Regions from separate parts of the Homo sapiens genome. Here region 1 is linked to region 2. A link is an interaction called in ENCODE POLR2A ChIA-PET data of the cell type or tissue named here. Cell type or tissue: HepG2. All regions are shown on one strand. Links, peaks and the distances in the headings refer to the core of each region. The heading gives the core; the rest is flanking DNA.

The links. ChIA-PET counts read pairs that join two places held together with the same protein. Peaks named below come from ENCODE experiments on the same cell type or tissue, not always from the same donor. Only the 100,000 strongest peaks of a DNase experiment are listed, where the experiment ranks them.
Region 1: POLR2A ChIA-PET joins it to region 2 with 7 read pairs; 7 of 35 experiments call an interaction of 5 or more read pairs at or near these places.

Annotation. Positions count from the first base shown.
Region 1 is chr3:16,331,966-16,334,881 of GRCh38, reverse strand. The region is part of intron 7 of RFTN1 (raftlin, lipid raft linker 1); the gene reads left to right. It also overlaps a transcript of OXNAD1 not described here. Among named protein-coding and RNA genes, the nearest start is that of OXNAD1, 68 kb to the right of the region's middle. In HepG2, for the core only: no CTCF peak of the experiment used is centred there; a DNase peak (open chromatin) is centred at 1,701.
Region 2 is chr3:16,250,901-16,253,816 of GRCh38, reverse strand. LOC124906218 (a long non-coding RNA gene) reads right to left here and starts at 2,631. Exons shown (of 2, transcript XR_007095838.1): 1 at 1-2,631. In HepG2, for the core only: no CTCF peak of the experiment used is centred there; a DNase peak (open chromatin) is centred at 1,426.

The DNA.
Region 1 (2,916 bases), core at 185-2,684, 81 kb before region 2:
CCTTATAAGGACCCCTGTGATTATACTGGGCACACCTGGATAATCCTGGATAAACTCTCCATCTCAAGATCCTTAGCTTAATCATATCTGCCACATCCCTTTACCATGCGAAGGGAACATTTTCACAGGCTCCTGGGATTAGGCTGTAGACATCTTTGGGGCCATTATTCTGTCTACCACAGGCTGTTTCATTTAGTTGCCTCCTGGACATTTCCATAGGTTCCTCAAACTCAGGGTGTCTAGAATAGAATTCATTCCCTCTCATTGTCCCTCTTCATCCTGTATGCCCCGGCTCAACACATGAGCAGCCATTGCCCAGTTCTCTGAGCTGTTGTCTGGGTGAAACATAATGTTAAATACAAATCCAGCACTGATGGGCACTTGAGTAGTTTCCAGTGTCTTGCTACTGCAGACCGCTCTCCAGTGAATAACTCTGTGCATTTCTCATTTTTTAATACGTAGGTTAAATTCCCAGAAGTGAGATTGTTGGGTCAAAGGGAAAATGTGTTTGTAATTTTGAAAGATACTGTCAAACTGTTCTCCAGGAGGGTTGAATCAATGAGCCCTTCCACTAGCAATGTACAAGAACGCATGCTTCCCCACGGCCTTGGCAACAAAGCGGGCTGCCTAACTTTTGGGTTTTTACCAGTTCAATAGGTGAAAAAATAGTATCTCAGGGTATTTTTTGTTGTTGTTTTTTGTTTTTGTTTTTGTTTTGAGACAGAGTCTTGCTCTGTCGCCCAGGCTGGAGTGCAGTGGCACGATCTCGGCTCACTGCAGCTTCTGCCTCCTAGGTTCAAGCCATTCTCCTGCCTCAGCCTCCCAAGTAGCTGGGACTACAGGCACCCGCCACCATGCCCGGCTAATTTTTTAAATTTTTAGTAGAGACGGGGTTTCACCGTGTTAGCCCGGATGGTCTCGATCTCCTGACCTCGTGCTCTACCCGCGTCGGCCTCCCAAAGTGCTGGGATTACAGGCGTGAGCCACCACGCCCGGCTGGTAGTTTTAATTTGCATTTTTCTTATGAGATTCTGCATTTCTCTCATGCACTTAGTGGGTGTTTGAATCTTCTGTGATCTCTCTTCATATCTTTGGCCCTTTTAAAATTTGGATTATTGGATTTTTTCTTTTCAATTTTTACAAGCCCTTTTTTTTCTGTAATATGAGCTGCAAACATTTTTCCATTTTGTCATTTGTCTTTTATATCATATGAGTTTTTATGTAATCAAATTTGTCATTTTTATTTTTTGGTTTCTGGATTCTAAGTTATTTAGAAAGGCCTTCCAGTGTTCACTTTAAACATTAAAATAATAACATTTTATTAAATGAGGGGGATTGGACACAGGCATCTATTTCTTTTCTGAAAAATCCTCATGAAATGAAACTAAAGGAATGACATAATTAGATAGATACAGGCAATTCTCATATTCTCAGATTCTGTATTTGCAAATTCATCTGCTTACTAAAATTTATTGTAATCCCAAAATCAATACAAATGGCATTTTGTGGCCATTTGCAAACATGTGCAGAACAGCAAAAATTTTGAGTTGCCTAATGTGCACTTTTCTAGCTAAGGTCAAACAAGGTAATATTGTGCCTGGTTTCAATGTTCATACTAAAAGCAAGTGTCCTTTTTGTGGTACACATAGTGCCACATTTTTCACATTTTTGTGCTTTTTGTTGGTGATTTAGCTGTTAAAAATAGCCCCTATGCATAGTGCTGAAGTACTGTTGCCTAGTGTTCCTAAGTGCAGGAATGCTATGATGTGCTTTACAAAGCAAATACCAGTGAGCTTTGTTCAGGCATGAGTTATAGTGCTGTTGGCTGCAAGTTCAATGTTCATGAATCAACACTATCTATTAAACAAGGTTATATATTGATCAGTTTGCAAAACTGTTGCGACCAGATGCTTCCAAGACCCTAACCCTATATTTCTCTTATGGGCAATGGTTCAATAGTCACTAATGCACTGTTCACAATGACTTTACAGAACATAGCTACCAAGAATAATGAGGTTCAATTGTAGGTAGGTAGGTAGGTAGATAAATCGATGCCCACAAGAACAAAAAGATTAGAAGAAGATAAAGTAGAAGATGAGTGATTTCAACAAATTTTTAGATAGATGGAAAGTAGATAGAGGAATCTAACTAATTTAGCAAAATGAAGGAAGCTACAACCTGGACGAGAAGGGTGCCATTTGTTTCTTGCAGAACCCAAGAAAAGCTTTGGTTTTCAAAGCATAAATCACCATGGGATGGGAGGTTGGGGGATGTGAACTGCAGAGCAGAAAACCAGGGTACTGGTTTAAAATCCTAACGTGGCGTGGTAAGATCCCTAGTTCCCCATCTCTGTCACATGCAACCTGGGAACCGTGGAGATAATGTAGGTATCAGAAGAAACCATTTAAAGAGATAAAATAAATGTATCCATGAAGCAAAAACAAGATGCTGTAAAAAAAAAAAAGAAGCAATCAAAAGATAAGAAAGGGCTTTTGAATCTTAAAAATAGGGCAGCAGAAAATTTAAAAAACATAAAAGTTGGAAGACAAAATGAAGGAAATCTCTCAGAAAGCAAAATTAAAAGAGTAAGAAAACTGTGGGGGAAGGTAATAAAATTAAAACATTTATCACACATTTTGATTAATAGCAGGTCCAGAAAAAAAGAAGATAGAAAAGGGAGGGGAGAAAACTTATCAAAGGGGGGAAAAATACATTTTTCAGAACTGAAGGACAAGAATCTTCAGATTGCAAGGCCATCAGGTGAACAATCCTTTGAGTAAAAAAGACCCACACCAAAGCACATTGTCATGAAATTCCGGAACTTCTAGGGGAGAAAAAAAAAATCCTAAAAACTTTCAAAGCAATACAACAGGTTACAGTTAAAATATTAGTAATCAGAATAGATTATCTCAATAG
Region 2 (2,916 bases), core at 265-2,764:
TTAATGCTGTGGGTGACTTCTAGGGGAAGCTGGCACCCGTCTCCACAGAGTTGCATAACCACTTGGCCCAGAACAAGGCAAGCTAGCAGATTGCAACATGCATAAGCACCCACTGTTCCTGGGATCCTGCTCCAGCCTTCAGAGCCTAAAAAAACATGTCTGCTGCTTTACTTCTGGCTTCCATATCTTGCAGAAAAATTCTCTTGTGGTCAGTGCTAACCCAGGACCACCAGAGAAGGGAATACTGGGAAATGTAGGCCCAGTTTAGCTAAATTGTAACATACATCACTGGGGAAGTCAAGGCAGGAGTGGGACATTATTGGTCTTCAATGAGTAAAGGGATCATAGCATCGCATTGTTTAGATCACACTATGAAGTTGGTATCATAATCCTCATAGTAACTGAAACTAAGTCTTTGCCAATGTATCAATCAGGAGTTGTTACACTACAAGCCACCCCAAAACTTAAAACAAAAGTCATTTATTCTTGTTTAAGTGTCTGTTGGTCAGCTGGGGGTTGGCTGATCTTGGTTGGGTTTGGCTGAGTGGCTCTAAACTGCAGATTAAGTCTGGGTCCAGTCTTACGTTTCTCTTCCTTCTTGGGCCAGTGAACCAGCTGGAACAGGTGCAGGTGCCAAGTCCCACTGCACATGCACATTTGAAGTCATGGCTTGCATCCGATCTGCCAGTGTTTCATTGGCCAGAATGATCACATGGCTGAGCTAAAGTCAAGGGCAGGGAAATACAATTCTTCCATGGAGGTGGTGGAGGGAAGGAGTGAAGAATTTTGAAAAGTAATTTAATCTATCACAGTCATTAAATGACTGGCTTGGCATTTCAATACAAATACTTTTGACTCCAAATGCCATTGTCTTTCTTTTATGGTAGTGTTTGAATAATTGAAAAACTTTCCAAGGCATAAGATGGAAGCAGTTGAAACTTTCAAACAAATTAGTTATTCTCATCTTTCTGGCCAGACATGAGACAACAGTCCCATGGGATTAATTTTTGCTACATTTGCATTTTGAGGTGAGTGAGGCATTGGCTGTGGTTTCTGTATTCAAAACCAGGCTTCACCTTCAGCAACATAACTCTGATAATAACGAGTTAATATTCCAAAGTCTGCCATAAACATCCTCTTGAAGGTATTTATTAACTCTAATTATGGAGAGAAATGGAGCCATATACTCATAAGATGTCATTAAAAATGAGCTAGAATGCCCACGGGAACGTAGACTACTCACCTTACTGTGTCTGTTTCCTGGTTGCTAGAACTTTGGGATGATTCATTTTGAGTGTTTTTTTTTTTTTGCAGCGAGTTCCCTGATACATTTCAGTGGTGCCCAACAGTTTGTTATGCAGACTGTTTCAAATCAGGACAGCAGCTCTCACTTCAAGTCTGATATGATCCGCGTGACCATAGCTGAAACCTTGAACTTTGGACCTTAAACAAAGTCTGCCATATATAGCTTACATATTCCTAGCAGAATGTGGCCTATCAGTGACTTGTCCATCTGGCTTGGCTAAGCTCTCTCCATACCACGCTGAGTTAGAGGGGGAAAAAGTCAGTGAAGTTAGCCATGAAGGAGAACTTTCTGCTTGGAAAAGTGTTAAGATGGTTAGTACTACTCACTTCAAAATGGATAAACGGTGTCGTGCAATCAATAAATATGCTCCAAGCATTTTTTATTTATGAGAACTGGGGCCTAATCTCTGTGCAAGGGAGGGTTTAAAAACTAGAATTATGTTACAGAGAATCTGTAAGGACAGGACAGAAATGTTTCTCACCAATAAGTGACCCCAATGTATGTTTTGGCAGTTAAACGATTGGAAGCTTTGTCCTCTTTGCCAAACATGCACCTTCCTCATCATCAATTTAAAAAACTATCCTGTGGACATAAAGAGGCAGAAGGAATGCCTGACCCCAGCCAGATGGTTCCTGTTTTTCCTGCACACACACGTGTTCCTGCCCCATCTGTGGACTCAGTGGGTCACTGCCCTGGGCAAAGAGGCCAAAGATGATACTGATCACCTCTCTAGGTCTTGGCTTCTCAACTGTAAAATGGGGTGGCGGTAGGAGGAATGAAGGAATGACTTCTAAGGTTCCTCTCAGCTCTGTTCTGATGTGACTTTGAGAAAGCAGGTGACTATTTCTATACTTGGATGAAGCTGTCCTGGTTTGTCTGAAGGGGCAAACTCGAGAGGACTGCTGCCCTTCTGGGCTGGGGGATGGGGAGGAGGAAGAGGAGGAGCAGAGCGAGCAGCAGCAGTCCTAGGATGGTGGTGAATAGACAGCGCCAGGGCCTCTGGGGGAGCTAGAGTCATGGGACTCTGGTGCTGGCAGGCCCAAGCCCACGCCAGCTTGCAGGAGGGCAGTGCAGCCAGAAACCCTCTGCGATCATGTGTTCCCCTTCCCAAGGGGCAGCCTACTTCATGTGAGTGCCGGGCAGCTGACATTTGCAGGATCTTCACCCCAAGGTCTGAAGCAAACAGCCAGTCAGTTACTGGCCTCAGTGACATCTCAAGATGTGCCTAGCAGGGCTTTTGTGCTGTTCAGCATGGTAGCCACTAGCTATGTGTGGCTTTCTAAATGTAAATTTATTTATTTATGTATTTATTTATTTACTTATTTTGAGACAAGGTCTTTCTCTGTCACCGAGGCCGGACTGCAGTGGTGCAGTCATAGCTCACTGCAGCCTCCAGCTCCTGCGGTCAGCCTCCCAAGTAGCTGGAACTATAGGCACGTGCTACCATGTCCAGCCAATTTTTTATATTTTATAGAGACAGGGTCTTGCCATGTTGCCCAGGCTGGTCTCAAACCTCTGGCCTCAAGCAATCCTCCTGCCTCAGCCTCCCAAAGTGCTGGGCCTCCGGCACACTTATAGGTGTGAGCCTCCGTGCTCAGCCCTGAATTTAA